Regions from separate parts of the Mus musculus genome. Here region 2 is linked to region 1. A link is a loop called in an ENCODE intact Hi-C map of the cell type or tissue named here. Cell type or tissue: gastrocnemius. All regions are shown on one strand. Links, peaks and the distances in the headings refer to the core of each region. The heading gives the core; the rest is flanking DNA.

What was found. Hi-C counts contacts between places; a loop is a spot of excess contacts. Peaks named below come from ENCODE experiments on the same cell type or tissue, not always from the same donor. Only the 100,000 strongest peaks of a DNase experiment are listed, where the experiment ranks them.
Region 2: a loop joins it to region 1, with 6 times the contacts of the local background. A loop is called at or near these places in 1 of 42 quality-filtered maps.

Annotation. Positions count from the first base shown.
Region 1 is chr2:162,927,766-162,935,758 of GRCm38, forward strand. It overlaps Srsf6 (serine and arginine-rich splicing factor 6), which reads left to right and starts at 3,743. Exons shown (of 6, transcript NM_026499.4): 1 at 3,743-4,012; 2 at 4,229-4,377; 3 at 5,661-5,785; 4 at 5,889-6,097; 5 at 6,463-6,546; 6 at 6,647-7,993. The coding sequence starts at 3,906. The coding sequence ends at 6,992. In gastrocnemius, for the core only: no CTCF peak of the experiment used is centred there; DNase peaks (open chromatin) are centred at 3,493, 3,703, 4,130, 4,266 and 1 more place; H3K4me3 peaks cover 3,002 bases; H3K27ac peaks cover 2,020 bases.
Region 2 is chr2:161,105,179-161,113,171 of GRCm38, forward strand. It overlaps Chd6 (chromodomain helicase DNA binding protein 6), which reads right to left and starts at 3,908. Exons shown (of 37, transcript NM_173368.3): 1 at 3,811-3,908. In gastrocnemius, for the core only: a CTCF peak has its summit at 4,283 (motif pointing right); DNase peaks (open chromatin) are centred at 2,280, 2,650, 3,474, 3,537 and 2 more places; H3K4me3 peaks cover 2,648 bases; H3K27ac peaks cover 2,096 bases.

The sequences.
Region 1 (7,993 bases), core at 1,277-6,276:
GAAAGAAAGAAAGCAAACTGATTAATCCTTAGCCACACAAACACTAAGGAGGTCCCGACCTCTCACATAAGGACCAGTTCTCAAAAGGAGCAGTTCTGTGTGTTGATATTTGCTCTATTGCTGACCTGGCCCACAGGTCAGTCAACAGGGTCTGTAAGAGAGAGAGAGTGGGGATGGAGGGGCAAGTGACGAGAAGAATGGAGACAAGACAGGCTATCTGATCAAGTCTCAAGTCTCATTTATTGGAAGGCAACTATGGGTTTATAAGCACAAATTGAGGACTGTAGCTTAGCCACAAGTGCCTTGCAGCTGGGGGCACTAAGCCACAAGTCCAGGCTGTGTCTGAGAAGATCAGGTTGTTATCAGAGTGTGTTCAGCTGTGGTGTGAGCTGCTTGCAAAAACATCGTGCTAGGAAAACAAGCAGGGTGGAAAAGTACCCACCTGTAAGTAAATAGCCTGAGGTGGCTGCAGAGATGATAGCTGCTTTCTGCTAGGAATCAGCTCCCAACATTTTGCTATGTATTATAATGCTAAATTCTATAGCTGAAGGCCTATGCCTGGGAGTGACTTCTCCGGTTTACAAGCTGTTGTTGTGCAAACCTTGTTCCTTGGTTTAAAACTATTGGTTAAATAAAATTGGCTACTGCCAATTCCTGGAGGAACTAGAGGTGGGTGGTTTTGGGTGATGTGGTTGGAGGAGAGATTGGGAGAAGAGAAGAAGTGGCCAGGAGGGGAGAACCATGAGCACATGGCCAGGAGAAACAGCAAGTATCTGGGGCACACCACTGGGGAGCCAGCCAGGCCAGCAGTCAGAAGAGGAAACTAGTGATTACCCACCAGTAAGCAGTCAAAGCCAAATAAAATGGCCACAGTCTGAGTCTCATTTATTTGTAAGCTAGTTAGAATAAGCTTAAAGTGGTTCTTCTACACTGTCCCTCAGCAGCTGCTGTCACTTTCTGAAGGCTTACCACATTTTTTTTTTCAGTCACATTGGATATGGGAGTAGACCACTGGCACTTACATGGATAGAGCTCAGGGAGTCTGTTGAGTGTCCCACAGCACAGAGGATCACCCGTGACAAAAAAACCATCTGACCCAGGGGCCAGCAACGTGGAGACTGAGAGCCCGGCTCTAAATGGATCTCCTGCAGATGTTCTGAAAGTTTTATTTTACCCAGGGATATTTGTTTGAGACAGGGTCTCAGTATGTAGCCCAGGCTGGCTTTGAACTCACAGAGATTCCCCCTGTCTCTGCCTCCCAAGTTCTGGGGGCAATTTGGAGATAAATAAATATATATATTTATCTAAAAGTGTGTATGTGTTTAGAGGTATGTACTTATGTGTGCGGAGGTCCACAAAAGCCAGAGGCATTGGATTCCCCCCTGCAACTAGAGTTATAGGTGTTTGTGAGATACTTGAATTTCATTCTAGGTACCCAGGTCAGGTCTTCGGCAGCAAACCATTGAACCATATCCCCAGCGCCTTGCTCAGTTGACTGATCCTCTTGCCCGGAAGTCTGATCTGCTGGTGTTACAGGTGTGCACCACCGCACCTGGCTCAGAAGATTTTAAATGAGGGTTTGGACTGGCTTGGCACCGTTTACACAAATCTCCCGCAGACAAGCCTCAGAGATCTATCTATCAGACTGATGGCATGGATGGGCCATCAGTCAGATGCTCTGGGCAGAACTTCCCAGAGCAGCCTCTGCTGCATTCCACACAAATACTCTGGGGTGGCTGTGTTAGTTGAGATTTCACATGGTAACAGAATCAGTTGGGGGTGGGAGGGAGATGTGGTGAGCGAACCTGTAGGAACTGGCTCTCATTGATATTGAGGCTCTGGAGTTCCAAACTAGCATGTGCATCAAGTGTGGAGGCCAAGGGTCACCTCAGGTGTCATTCCACAGGAACGGTCAAGCTCCAGAAGCAAGCAGTTTCCCAACAGACCCTTCCCTTCCTTGTTTTTAAGACAATGCCTCAAACTTAGCCAAGGCTAATCTAGAACCCATAGCAGTCCTCCTTCCTCAGCTCCCGGATGCTGAGAACAGGCATCAGATACTGCACCTGACTATCTGGCTTTTCCCTCCCCCAGCCCACTAAAAAAATAAATAGACTCTCATGCTGCGCACTTGTCATTTCAGTTTGTTGCTTTTGCAAAGTACCAAGTTAGGTCGGCAACAGGACTCCCCAGTGCTGCTGATCCAACTAGGAACTTTGGAAGATAAATGATCTCATGGGTTGTCTTGTGTGTGTGTAGAACATGAAAGTAGAAAGGGAACTATGTGAAGGAAACAAGGATAAGGGAAGAGGGGAACAAAATATGGTAATAGGGTAGGAGAATGACAAATACTGGCTTTTTCGTCTCGTGTGGAATCCAGATGTGTGTTTGCTTTTACAAATAATTTTAAAATGTGTTATCATCACACTTAGTTATTTATTGAAGGCATGACACGCATCAGGAGGTCAGAGGACAACTTGCAAGAATTGTTTTTGTTGTTGTTGTTGTTCCTTCTACCGTGTGGGTCTCTAGGATCAAAGTCGGGTCCTCCAGCTTGGCAGCAAGCACCTTTACCGGCTTCAGTCTTCTCACCACTCACAAATAAATTTTAACAAGTTTTTAGAAATTGACAATTTGATAAAACTGTTATGTGTTGACTTCATTCTGTGTTCCATGAATATTTTTAAAAGCTGTCTACATATATATATTTATATTTCTAACTTAAGGACGTTCTCTTCCCTCGAGAATACTATTAACACATCTCCCTGTGTGCTATCAACATTGCCGGTCTGCCCCAGAGGACAGAATCTTCTCTCATTATAGCTGAAAAGCCTGAGGCTGCCCAGATTCTGGGCAGAAAACAAATTCCTAAAGAGCAGGTACTAACTCAATGGCAGTCTTTTCTCTCAGCTTTTATCACACCGTGCTCTGCTTTCGGTTTCCTTACCTCTCTAGCCAAACCTTCGCCGTGCTTTGAATACTCCCAAGGCATGCTCCTTGATAGTCAATTAACTTTACTCCAGGGCAGTGGGGCTGTTTTGTTTAACTCTACAGCATTAGATGTCACCTCCATAAACTCCTAAGTGTGTATTTCTGCTTTATAAATAGTTTGCCTTCGGATCCAACCAGGTTAAGGACAGTATGGATAGGAAAGGGGATAGGGGGTCTTGGAGGACCATGGGGCCCAGCCATGCTCCCTTTGTGAACGGCCGCGGCGAGCGCGGGATTCAGAGCTGTCAGAGCTCCGAGCAGAGGGAGGGATGCCACCCAGACCAGCCACAGCACCTCCCCCGCTGGTCACTAAACCTCGGGGACAGATCCCGAGCCGCTGAGAAACTAAGGAACTGTCCGACTCCCAAGAGCGTGTACTCAACGAAACCAGTGCGAGCTACCCGCTGAAGGGAAAGAGCAACCTCTTTTTTTTTAGTAGACCAATCAGAGACCAAGATGGCCTAGACTGACAGCCCGGACAACCAATGAGAAATAAAACTCGTTCTCCGCGTGCCTGGGCACAAGAACAGTTTATTAGGCACGACTCAAAAGGTCCGGGCCTCGGCTGTTTACGCTGATGGCTGCACAGCGCCAGGGGACATGACAGTAGCGAAATCAACTCCCAGCAAGCACGGCACGCGCCGCGGGCCGCCCCAACACATCCGGAGCGGCCCGCGGCGCGGGAGAGGACGTGCTGCGCGACGACGTCACGCGCTGCGCCGCGCCGCGCCCCGCCCCCGGGCACTTATAGCGTAGGCCGGCGCGCGCGCGCGCACCATTGTGTGGCTGACTCGGCCGCCGCTGCGGTGTGAGGCGCGTGTTCGGGCCTTCGCCGTCCCCGCACCCGCACCGCAGCCCTGCCCCGCGGCCCGCCGCCCCTCCGCCAGCCTCCCGGAGGACACCCGTGGGTCACGGCCATGCCGCGCGTCTACATAGGACGCCTGAGCTACAACGTCCGCGAGAAGGACATCCAGCGCTTTTTCAGCGGCTACGGCCGCCTCCTCGAGATCGACCTCAAAAATGGGTGAGTCGGGTCTGGGAGGCCGCGCCCCGCGGCGGAGAGAGGTCCCCCAAGGACCCGAGGCGGCCAAGGCCGCGGCGCCGCGTGGCAGGGCCTCTAAAATGGCGGCGGCGGCGGCGCCCCGAGCGCGCGCGCGCGGGGGAGGGCGCGGGAGCGCGCGGCGCCGGCTAACGACACGCCCGCCCGCCGGTGCGCGGCTCGCGCTCCGCCCCTCCGCAGGTACGGTTTCGTGGAGTTCGAGGACTCCCGGGATGCCGACGATGCCGTGTACGAGCTCAACAGCAAGGAGCTGTGCGGCGAGCGCGTGATCGTAGAGCACGCCCGGGGCCCGCGCCGCGACCGCGATGGCTACAGCTACGGAAGCCGCAGTGAGTCCTTACCCCCGCGCGCTCCGCGTCCTGGGTACCTGGGGGGGGCGGGGGTTGGGGGCGCAGGGCGGGTGCAGTCACTTGGGTGGGCAGGGTGGGACCTCCCCAGCCCGGGCAGGCGCGGAGGCCGGGGCTTGTCGGCCCTGGGTGTTCCCGGGGCCCCTCTACCTCCACGCATGCCCGGGTAGCCGTGGGACACCGGAGCGCGGGGAATGGGGTCGGGTGGCCGGTTGACTTAAGTTTGGAAGGAGTGGCTTCAGTTGGCCCTCTTTGGCACTGACTTGGGTTCTGCCATTGAAAGCGAGGGCTGGCTGTATTTGTAGTATGCCCCCTTGCTTATCTGTCAGTGCTTGTTAGCATTGAGGAAGTTTCTAGGAAGGCTGGGGTGGAGGTGGGGCAGGGGGCGGGGAAAGGGGAGGAGCTTGAAGTCTAAGTCTTAGGAGCTGGGAGGCTTGATTGGGGGGGGGCAAAGAAAATGCCATTTTAAACTAAGTAATGTGGCATAGTACCACAAAGTAAATCTAAATAAGCTTTATGCTGTATTTGAAATAGTTGGGGCATGTTACTGGGAGGGGGTTGGGGGGATTTTGGTTATGTGAAATGTTTAATGTTGAAATTGTTGCATGTTGAATTCCAACTTTTTAACAAGTCCTTGATGTTTCAATTTGAAAGTGACCAATGGGGCTGAGGCTGTGTCCACTGAGGCTAAGATGACTGCCTTTCCTGATTGGCCTTGGCTTTTCCATACATTGTGTGACCCTTGCCCTATGACCCTTTGGCTGACCTTACCGGAAGCCATGACGACAGCAGCCTTTTGCCATTAGACGCAGGGTGATGGTGAGGATTCCAAGGGTTAGACAAAACTGGTTAATCTGAACTAGGTGACTGTTACCTTGCGTGTTTTGTGGCCAAACCACCACCAAAAACCTCACACTGTGATGTAAGTACTTAGTGTAACTAGTAAACATTTTTGTAAAATGTAGAAATGCATGTAATCAGTTAAGTTTTATATTTTACAATGTTCTGTAAAATAAAACTTAGCGAGGTAAATTGAATAAAGGAGCAGTCACTCTCTAACAGATTGTAGGAGAGGTTTAGTTGGATTTAGTCTATTTGACTTGCCCTTAATTTAATTTGTGGCAAATCACAAATGTATCGAGGGTTTAGCAGTATAATAGCAAAGTCCTACTCCAGTAATAAACGTTGCTATGTTTGTACTAACTTTCAAAAACATGCATGCCTGTCATTGCAACGCATCTAATTACTCCCTTCATGTGATAAAGGTGGTGGAGGTGGATACAGCAGTCGGAGAACTTCTGGCAGAGACAAATATGGACCACCTGTTCGTACAGAGTACAGGCTTATTGTAGAAAATCTGTCTAGTCGTTGCAGTTGGCAAGACTTAAAGGTATGTACCTGGGGTTTTAAAGACAGAGCAGTTACTTTCCTTAAGAGTTGGCTACGTGGTCTTGCTTTAGATTTCTGGAGCTTATCAGTCTTAACTGTTTTAGGATTTCATGCGGCAAGCAGGAGAAGTGACTTATGCAGATGCTCACAAAGAACGAACAAATGAGGGTGTGATTGAATTTAGATCCTACTCCGACATGAAGCGTGCTTTGGATAAACTGGATGGTACAGAAATAAATGGCAGAAATATTAGGCTTATTGAAGATAAGCCAAGAACAAGCCATAGGCGCTCCTACTCTGGCAGTAGATCCAGGTAACGAGGGCTGGGGGGAGGCTTGTCATTTCCAGTTGTTGCCTAGTTGTATTTACGGTGTTTCTTGGTTGTAGTAAGCAGATATTCTAGCCACAGATGGGTAGTTAAAACATATTCCTTTTTTTTTTTTAAGATTTATTTATATATTTATTTATTATATGTGAGTGCACTGTAGCTGTCTTCAGACACTCCAGAAGAGGGCATCAGATTTTGTAACAGATGGTTGTGAGCCACCATGTGGTTGCTGGGATTTGAACTCAGGACCTTCAGAAGAGCAGTCGGTGCTCTTAACCTCTGAGCCATCTCACCAGCCCCCTAAAACATATTCTTGAAAAGATTAAAACATCACTGTCTCTTGTGTGTAGATCACGGTCTAGAAGAAGGTCTCGGAGTAGGAGTCGCAGAAGCAGCCGCAGTAGATCTCGAAGTATCTCAAAAAGTCGCTCCCGGTAAATAATGTGGTATTGGGTCTCTTAATTTTTTACCACTTGATGGAGTATAGGTGTTTTCTGACAAGATACTGAAAGAAATCTGGCTTTTCTTGTACAGATCTAGGTCTCGGAGCAAAGGTCGATCCCGATCCCGCTCAAAAGGCAGGAAATCCAGATCAAAGAGCAAATCGAAGCCCAAGTCTGACCGGGGCTCCCATTCCCACTCAAGAAGCAGGTCTAAGGATAAGTATGGGAAGTCACGTAGTAGGTCACGGTCTCGGTCCCCCAAAGAGAACGGCAAAGGAGACATAAAGTCAAAGTCCAGATCCCGGAGCCAGTCTCGGTCCCACTCGCCTCTACCTGCTCCACCCTCAAAGGCTCGGTCCATGTCCCCTCCGCCAAAAAGAGCTTCAAGGTCCCGTTCTAGATCTCGTTCAAGGTCCAGATCAAGTTCCAGAGATTAACCCTGACCTCGACGTTCTTTGCACACTATAACAGAACACTTTCCTACTTGCTTAGGCAGTTACTCTTCCGAGTTTATACTCGCCTCTTCTTTAAGAGGATTTCCTGAAAAGGGAACACCGGAATTTGATTTGTGGCCAAATTTACTGAGAAAAAGATGAGGTTCTAAAATGGTGGTATGAAGCCCTCTCCCTTCTTTGTAGAATTAAGATAATTTTGATTTTGTAGCCTTTGAGCTAAAATAACTTTTGTAAAGATTAAGCTCATTTAGATTTTTTTTAAAGTATTGCAGCAGGATCTGCTGCAGGGTTCTGTTGTTTTGTTTTGCTTATTTTTAAATTAACTGTTCAGGCTTTGGATACTGCAGGCTTTAGAGGGAGAACCCAAATTTTCAATTATGTTGGCTTTTTATAAAGCTTGAGTTATGTAAGATTTAAATAAAAGTTTGCTACCAAGATGATTGCCTTATTGAATAGGTCACTACTAAGGCCCTTAAGTGTTGATACCTGCCATGTGTGGAGACAGTGTAAATTCTACATGAGTGTGAAACAAGGCAAGTCTCAGACCAGCAATAAATTATTCAGTTTGGCTAACCTTATTTTGTGCTGTTAATCTACCAAAGTGTTTTGTCTACCCCTTTAATAAGTTGAGTTAAAAGTAAAAGGAACTTTATAGTTAGTGCCACAAGATAAATAAAAGAAACTAAAGGATTACAATTTGAACTTTTCAAGAAGTAGGTCCTAGTACTTGGGATCTTGTTAGATCTGTGCTCTGGAGGTGGTCTGCGTGATTAGTGTTAGTGTATGGTTTGGTGGTCTTTAATGTTTTGAAAAACGGAAGTGATTAGAAGTTAAGTTACTGTTCAAAGTTGAAAAGCATATATGCTACATTTTCTGCTGAAAGGTGATTATATTTGACAGGTGCTTAGACATTTGGCTAAGATATTTTCCAATCAGTCCCCTTTGTATTAGTGGGGCATTTGTGGTTAGTTTGAAAAACAGAC
Region 2 (7,993 bases), core at 1,205-6,204, 1.8 Mb before region 1:
CCACAAGCTATAGAAACCAACAAACAAGAGGTACTGCAAAGCATTTGTCTCTGGATTTTATCCAAACCATTTAGTTCAGGATGGGAACAGCAATGGACATTTTAAAATAACTCTATTTTACTACCTTCAGGACTTTTATGGAAGTAGCAGAATTTCTCATGAGAGTATCAACGCCTCCACAACACAAACAAAAGAAAAGAACATTCTGGCAGGGGAAGTGACTCCATTCTCCCTCTGCATGCCATGACTGCTGTGCACTAGACTCTTCTGAACTCCGAAGTGCACCTCGGGCGGGGAAGGCGGGCAAGCCGTGCCCTCGCTGTATGTCCCCCTTTCGGTGATAGATTCTTGAAATGGAAAAGCAAGCCTGATGCAGACTTAGAAAGGCATGGTTGTTGACCTCGCACCATACGACTAAAACAAGACGGTACACTCAAGCTTCTGAAGTCATCTTTGGATCCAAAGGAATTACTTTGGATCTGGGTTCAAATTCTACCCAGAGTTGGTGGCCTTGAACATGATACTTCATCCCAGTGAGCTGCTGCCCAGCTTCATGAAATGGTTAGAAAGCAAAGGCATTTACACCCATGGCCCCTGTCCTTAGCTGAGTGCTAGATGCACACCGGGTATCTCTCCAATCAGTGCTGGTTCTCTGCTGCTTGTCTCAAGTGTCTCACATTCCACTGCAAATAAAATATTCCTTAAGGAACAGACACCAAACCCTAACTATTACTTTATGTATTTTGGAGTCCGCAGTATAATAATCTGGTATAGGAAAATGCAGGCAACCCCAGGAAATCCACTGTAGCTTTTTACTCAAACTAAATCACAGCTTTTATGAGGGATGGAAGTAGAAGAAACATAAGTATTTATTAAGAACCAAACTATTGCAGGCTTTGCAATAAGCAGTACAACCACTGGGGAAAAGGGACTAAAGAAAGCAGTTTCTTCATTGGATGTGGATACCATCTCTGTCCTGTAGCAAAGGTATTTCTGCAGGGAGAGACTGAATCCAATAACCTATTCAAAGGGCACATGTAGACCCACTGGTCTTTCCCAACAGACTTCCCACATAAGTTGGAGGGCACATGCAATGACAGGACAGGACCCCGCTCCATGGTTTTAACACAAGAGAAAATGATCACAAACTCGGTTGGGATTAAGCCATGCTTCCAGAAAACCAAAAATATTTTTTAAATTTAAACCAAAGAATCTTCAAAATATAGTGGTCTCAGGACATACTGTTTCTGATTAACCTTCTGCGATATTCAGCTGGAAAAAAAAAATCACAAATTTAATGTGGTTCCTAAAGAGATACAGCCCTGCTAAATATTCTTTGCTATTTGAGACAGTTACAAGGAAAGTATACTGATAAATACAAAGAAATCTCCTGCAGATCTTCCTGAAATGGAAGGCCTAACTCTGGTTCTCTCACTCCACTTCTAACTGGTTTTTCAACTTCTAGCCTGAAGTCATATACTGAGAAGAGTCAGGGGCCTCCTATTACACCACTATAAAAATAATTATAAAGATACTTGAAAGTTGTGGTAGAAAGGGGGGAAAAGAAAAGAAAACAAAAAATAAAGATCGTGACTCCAGAGAAACTGCAACATCGGAGACCACAAAACCAATGTCATTTCACCAAGACAGACTACATACACACACAAAAAAAAAACCACTTCAAACTACTTACTATAAGCAGAGATTCCCAAACAACAGAGTGAGGGTAGGGATATGTACAGGTTAGCTTTTTGTGTGTGCTTGGGTAAGTGCGCCTGTGCACATGGAGGCCAAATGTCAAATGTTTCTTCCTCAATCTTACTACCACATTTTTTGAGACAAGGTCTCTCACTCTAGAGTTTGCCAATTCAGCTAGGTTGGCTGGCTGGCCCACAAGCCCCAGAGATGACAGGAGTTAGCCATAATGCCTGATTTTTTAATGTGGATGCTAGAGATACAAACTTGAGTCTTAATGCTAACATGGCAAACACTTTACCACACAGGCCATCTTCCTAGTCTTTGGGTTAGTTTAAATACAAAACATTAATAATCCATCTATGAAATCTTGGGACAGAAGGAACTCCAAATTAAGTCACACCGCTTCACATTTTCCCAGGCCCTTGGTTAAAGGGATGGATACACCCCTTATGTGAAACCACCTGCTCTGGTTGGCATAAACCAGGCTACATGACAACTCATGCCTAATCATTTTATCATACACACATCTCAAATCCTTCTGTTGCCAGAGAACCACAAAGTTCACAAAAAACTCTCTCAGAGGCTGCCAACCTGATCTTCCAACTTGGCTTCCAACTAAACTACTGTGCTACCCACAGTGAATGAGACAGACCCGCTCACTCCCTTACAATAAGTCAAGCACTCAGAGCTCTGAAAGAAAGCATGGTGTCTGTCCAGACTTTTCCAAAAGCACCATAAGCAGATCCCCATGGAGTATGCCAATATGAGGGCCTACTGGCATGGTATTCTTATATACCATTTGGGAAATAATCAAATCCTAGGCAAAATATTTCAGACACTCTTGAAAACTGTCAATATTTAAAATATCTATTTTCTCTGTTCATGGATCTGTTACAGCAGAAATGAACAGTTTCTTGAGGGGTGGCAAAAAAGGCACAAACAAGCCCCGGAGAAAGATGCTCAGAGATGCCAGAGACTCTCTAGAAACCTTGGCCAGATTACTAATGGTCTATAAAGCCTAATTTGGAGAACACGGGCCTACGAGCTCAAAATTGAATTATACTGCCTTATTAGATCCCACACTCGTGAAACCACAGTCATATTAGTCATAACTGAAACTAGGAATACTCTATGTACACAAATATAAAGTGCATGCTTATGCATTTTTAATTGGATCAAATAAAACTGAAGCTGCAAACAAACTCACATTTCAATTATCTCACTAGTGCGGGGATTTCCTAATAACCTCGTTTTAAAACCCAAGGAGCTGCCAACCCCTCTCCACATCTGACAGGCATGGTCCCTGGAAATTTTAGGAAGGACATTCCTCCGTTACTTCTCAACAGAGAAGAGAAATAAATACCCTGAAGGAAACAGATTTTTTTCTTTTTTTTTTTTTCATATTCCCTCTCTCTAATTTCTTTGCAAGCTCTAACATGCAATCTAATAACGCACCAAACTTGGCAGCGGGGTAGCTTGGTGGCTTGGAGTCTTGAGGGCTCAAATTTTCGGGGGCGAGTGCGCGTTAGTGCGTGAGGAGCCGGCCGGAGGGGCGCGCGACCCGGGGACGCGCCGGGGCCCCCGCCCCCTCCCGGAGCAGCAGCCTGGCACCGGCCCACCCTCCTCCACCCCTGCAAACAGACGCAGGACGCGGAGCGGAGCAACTTCTCCGCGGGGGCGGTAGCGGCTGGCGGGCGCGGGGGTGGCCCTCACGCGCCGTGGGCCGCCGGGGTCCCCTGGGAAGCCTTGGCAGGCCCCGCCCCGCCGCAAAGGCCCGCGCTTGGGGTCTGAAGCAGGACCCCAAGCCTGGGCGCGTGGCCCCGCAGTGGCGCTCTCCCAAGGACGGAGGGCGGGCGGCCAGAGCGCGCGGCAGCCGGGAGGGGCGGACGCCAAACCCCTCGCCTCAGGCCTCGGGGCCCTCGGCCTGGCCGAACGCCCGCGGCCGCGCTCGGACCCCTGCCCGGCCGGGCCTCGCGCCGCCGCGGCCCCTCAGCCCCGCTCCATTCATAGGGCAGCCCCATCCCGGCCAGCGGGGCGGAGACAGGGTCCCCGCGGGCAAGCCCAGCTTGTCGGGGCCAGGCAGGAAAATAAAAAGTTAAGAGAAGAACTTACCTAAAATGGCTCCTGCAGCAGCCAAAATACAAACAGCTATTATTTGGTGAAGTTTAGCTCAGACACCCTGCAAGGACACCCTAACCCAGCTTGGGCCCGCCTTCCCTGCCGCGCTATTGGGTTTCGCCTGCCCAAAACACAGGTTCATTGGTCGTGTGGGCTGCCGATCAGACAGAAGCCCGTTTCAAGCTTGCTTGCAGGAGCGAGTGATGGGCTTGCTCCATTGTGCTCGTATTTGCATGGATGTGATCGCAGCGGTGATTGGTCGATGTCGGAGCCGCTCCGCCTCCCAGCCTAGATCTCCCCGCCTTGCAGACAGCGCAGCTCCCGGCCCGCCCCCCCGGAATGAAGCGGCCGGGCCGCGGGGGCGGGGCGGGGCTGGGGTCCCGCAGGCGGAGGGGGCGGGGCGGGGTGCTGCGCTCTGTTTTGCAAGCAGGGGGCGAGGACCTGGGCGCTGGCCCGCGGCTGGGGCTCAACCTGCAGGTGGAGGTCTCGCAGGTAGTGGGCAAGCAAGCTGGAAAACCCGGGATTGGCTCTCCGGAGGTGGGAGAAGATGTACTGGGGTCCCACGACGTGAGCGCCCCGCCGGCGCCCAGATCCTGCAACGCGCACTCGAGGAGAGGTGAAGGTCCCAACGGACAGGAAAAAGAAGATGCTGAGAGGCCGAGGGAAGCGAGGAGCCGGGTCGTCAGTCTCCAGCTGCTTATACTGCAGATCCGCCTGGCTCCCTAGCATACTAGGAACGTCTTCCCAGGGCCCTGCACACCCCGGGAGTTTTCCAGCCCTGAGGATCCTGCAGCGCATTGGATATGCTTCAGTAACATCAGGAGTGGAACCATGGTGTGTTTATTTTCGGGCCTATCTCCACTACCATCCTTGTAGCATCCTCAAGGACAGGGCCTAGCATATGACAGAGATTCAACCAATTGTTGTCTTCCGTAATTCGTTTTTTAGCAGCTAATTTTTAAGTGCCCACTAAATACCTGACATTGATCTGAGACGGAGGATGTAGCGGTCAATAGGACAAAGCCCTTGCACTCACCGAACAGGCAAAGGAAAAGCAATAAATAAAATAAATAAATGAACACAGAGGCAGGTAGTGATAAATGCCATAAAGAAAACAGATGGCGGGAGGAAGGACATCAGACCAGAGATGGGGGAGGAACAATTAGGGCAAGGAGGAATTTAGAGCCTATCCTGCCTAGCTAAATATTCCTCATAGCATCCTCCCTACTCTGGGACCTGGTGATCACTTTTCCTCTTCACTCCTGCCTGTCCCATCTGGAGTGTTTCCCCAGTGAATACTTAAATAAAAGAAGAAGAAAAAAAAGTCCAAAACTGGCTGGACTCTGACTTTAAAAGCTCACTTTATCTTAATTAAAGCAGGAATGATCTGAGTCTGATGACTCCAAGAGCAGTTTGTCAGAATTGTTTAGGATGAGGGTGGTATGAGTGTGTCAAGGGTAATCACAATGTTAACAGAGCCTTCCTGTACTCCCTAAGAGAATATGTTTAGCTTCTTAGAAGTCCTGGTTGTCTTATGTCTTTCAGCCAATGGCCCTAATTCTCTTCTGGGTCCTGCTTCTTGTACTAGCTAGTTTTATGCCAACTTGACACAAACTAGAGTCATCAGAGGAGGGAGCCTTGATCAGACTATAGGTAAGCCAGTAGGGCATATTTTTAAATGATTCATGGGGGAGGGCCCAGCCCATTGTGGGCAGTGCCACTCCTAGGCTGGTGGTCCTGGGATCTATAAGAAAACAAGCTGACCAAGTCATAAGGAGCAAGCTAGTAAGCAGCACCCGTCCATGGCCTCTCTATCAGCCCCTGCCTTCTGATTCCTACCCCTTGTGAGTTCCTGCCCTCTCTGCTTTTGGTGAGAAGTGTTACATGGGGCTGTGAGAAACAAAACCCTTTCCTCCTCAAGTTGCTTTTGATCATGGTGTTTCATCACAGTAACAGTAATCCTAGCTAAGGCACTTCTTCATTTCTTGGACTACCCCAGTAATTTGTCTAGTTTGAAAGTGCACATCACATAGCTGTCTCACCTGCCACCTTTTTCCATTTGTTTCAAGGATGGCCACAATGTGTCACAGCCCAAACTTTCTCCTCTTTCCATCTTTCCTTAGCTATTAAGTATCAGCTATGTCTGTAGGTATTGTTTTTATAGATACAAAGATAGAGTATTAAGGCAGACAGCATCCTGGTTCAAAGGGAGGCTTGCAGTCTGGAGACAAGACAGAGAGAAGTACATCCCAAGAATCGCCAATCCTGCCAAGCTGGTAGCTAACTGTCCTTGCTCTGGCCTCTTAAGAGATAGCTTACTTACCTTCCTATCCAGTTTCTGCAACAACTAATGGACCAGAAAGCTGGTAGTCAGACCCAGTCAGCCCAAATACCAGGATCAAGGGTTCTAGAGCTTTCAACAGTACTCAAGGGGGCTGACATCTATGAATTTATTCTGTCCGGGATGAGGCTGAGGAAATAAAAATTGGGCAGAGGAAGAAGCACCATTAAGCAGAGGCATAGAGACTAGAGAGATTGTTGGGGAAGGGCAGGAGCTGGACAGAACGGAAAGGTAGACTTGCCTTGCCTTGCCATTCTCAGAGGCAAGTCAATAGCATAAGACACAAAGACACAATGTGGGGTGGTCAGACAGGGAATCAATAGGAGTCCAGGATGGCTTCACAACCAAATAGAATAGAATGTGTGGGAGCAAAGGAAGTGCCTGAGGCTACATTCAGAAGACAAGATACTGCAGGCCCAGCCATGAAAGAATAGGTCTGCAGAATTGAGAAGCCGACTCTTCAGCACTTTGAAAGCAGCTAGGGCCCTACAGGGCAGCACTCTGGGAAGAGGCAGCAGCTAAGCTGCATTTTGCTGAGTTCTGCCCAGAAGCAGAGGTTGGTTTTGTGCTACAGGAATGAGGTGTGAGTGTAAGGTAGGGATGAAAAGCAAATTCAGAATGACTTTTAGTTTGGCCTGCTCTAAGTGTGGTGGATAGTTTCTGCTCTGAGATTATTCTCTAAGAAGCCATGTAACATGAGTCTCGGCATTGCCTGTGTCGTAGGGAAAGAAAGGAAGTTGACTCACCAGCTCTTCTTTCATTGGGCAGGGATTCACATCAGTTAGTCATGGCTACATCCCAAGCAAGCTTCTGTGGTGTTCCCAAACGCGGTGTCAACAGGGACCCTGGAAGGAGGGCCATGAGCCAAAGCGCTATCAGGGGCCACATGTGTGAAGTCAGATGGCCCACACCCAGAGCCACTTGCCACTGCAGCTGCAAGAAGAGTCAGTTGATACCATGAGGCTATGAAGGCCTAATACAAAGGTGAGAAAAGAAATATAAGAATGCCTGTACCATATAGTAATACATCCATACCCATGGTGTCCCAGGAGAGAAAAAAAATGTTACAACTCAAAACAGTAGCCTCAGAAAGACTTCCTGCACTTCCAGAACTTTCTGATGATAACTCTATAAGGAGGAGGTGGAAGATATTTGGCTGTGTTCTCCTGCCTCCATTCTGTTTCCTCCATTAGAACATGAGCTTCTTCATTGTTCTTGTCTCAAAATCTATGGAAGAGATAAAGAGGCTTTTTTTCACCAGGCCATTTCATTTTACCCTGAAAACTTACAGCAAAATTACTCCGAGTAGGCCCATCCAACTGACCTCTTGAAAAAATGAATCTTGGTAGAAATAAGATTTGTGTCACTTGTGGGCATCCCCTAAACACTCCTGTTGGTCCCCCAAGCTCACTTCCTTCCTTCATCTGCTGGTCCTAAGCATAATTATCCAGAAGAGAATTGGGAAATGGCAATAGCATGGGCCCAGGTTTCCGACTGACTGCAAAGAGCAGAACCCCTGTGCACCTGCACTGGACAATGCTGTGTACAAGAAATAAGTTCACACTGTCAAGCGACTGACGTATGCAGGCTGATGGTTGCATCCAGTCGCATACCCTGACCAACACAGGACTTGTCTGATGTCATTGAATTCTTGGTCCTTCCAGGACAGAGATTGTTTGTCACTCAAGCACAGGTGCGGTGTCTTACAGATAGAAGGCATAGCTCCAAGTATGAATGAGTGTGTTGAGCTGATGTCTGAGTCTGGTCTGAAAGGCTCGGTGATCATATCGGAGGCAAGATAACAGGCAGGAAATGCTCCAGGAAGGGTGTCCGGTG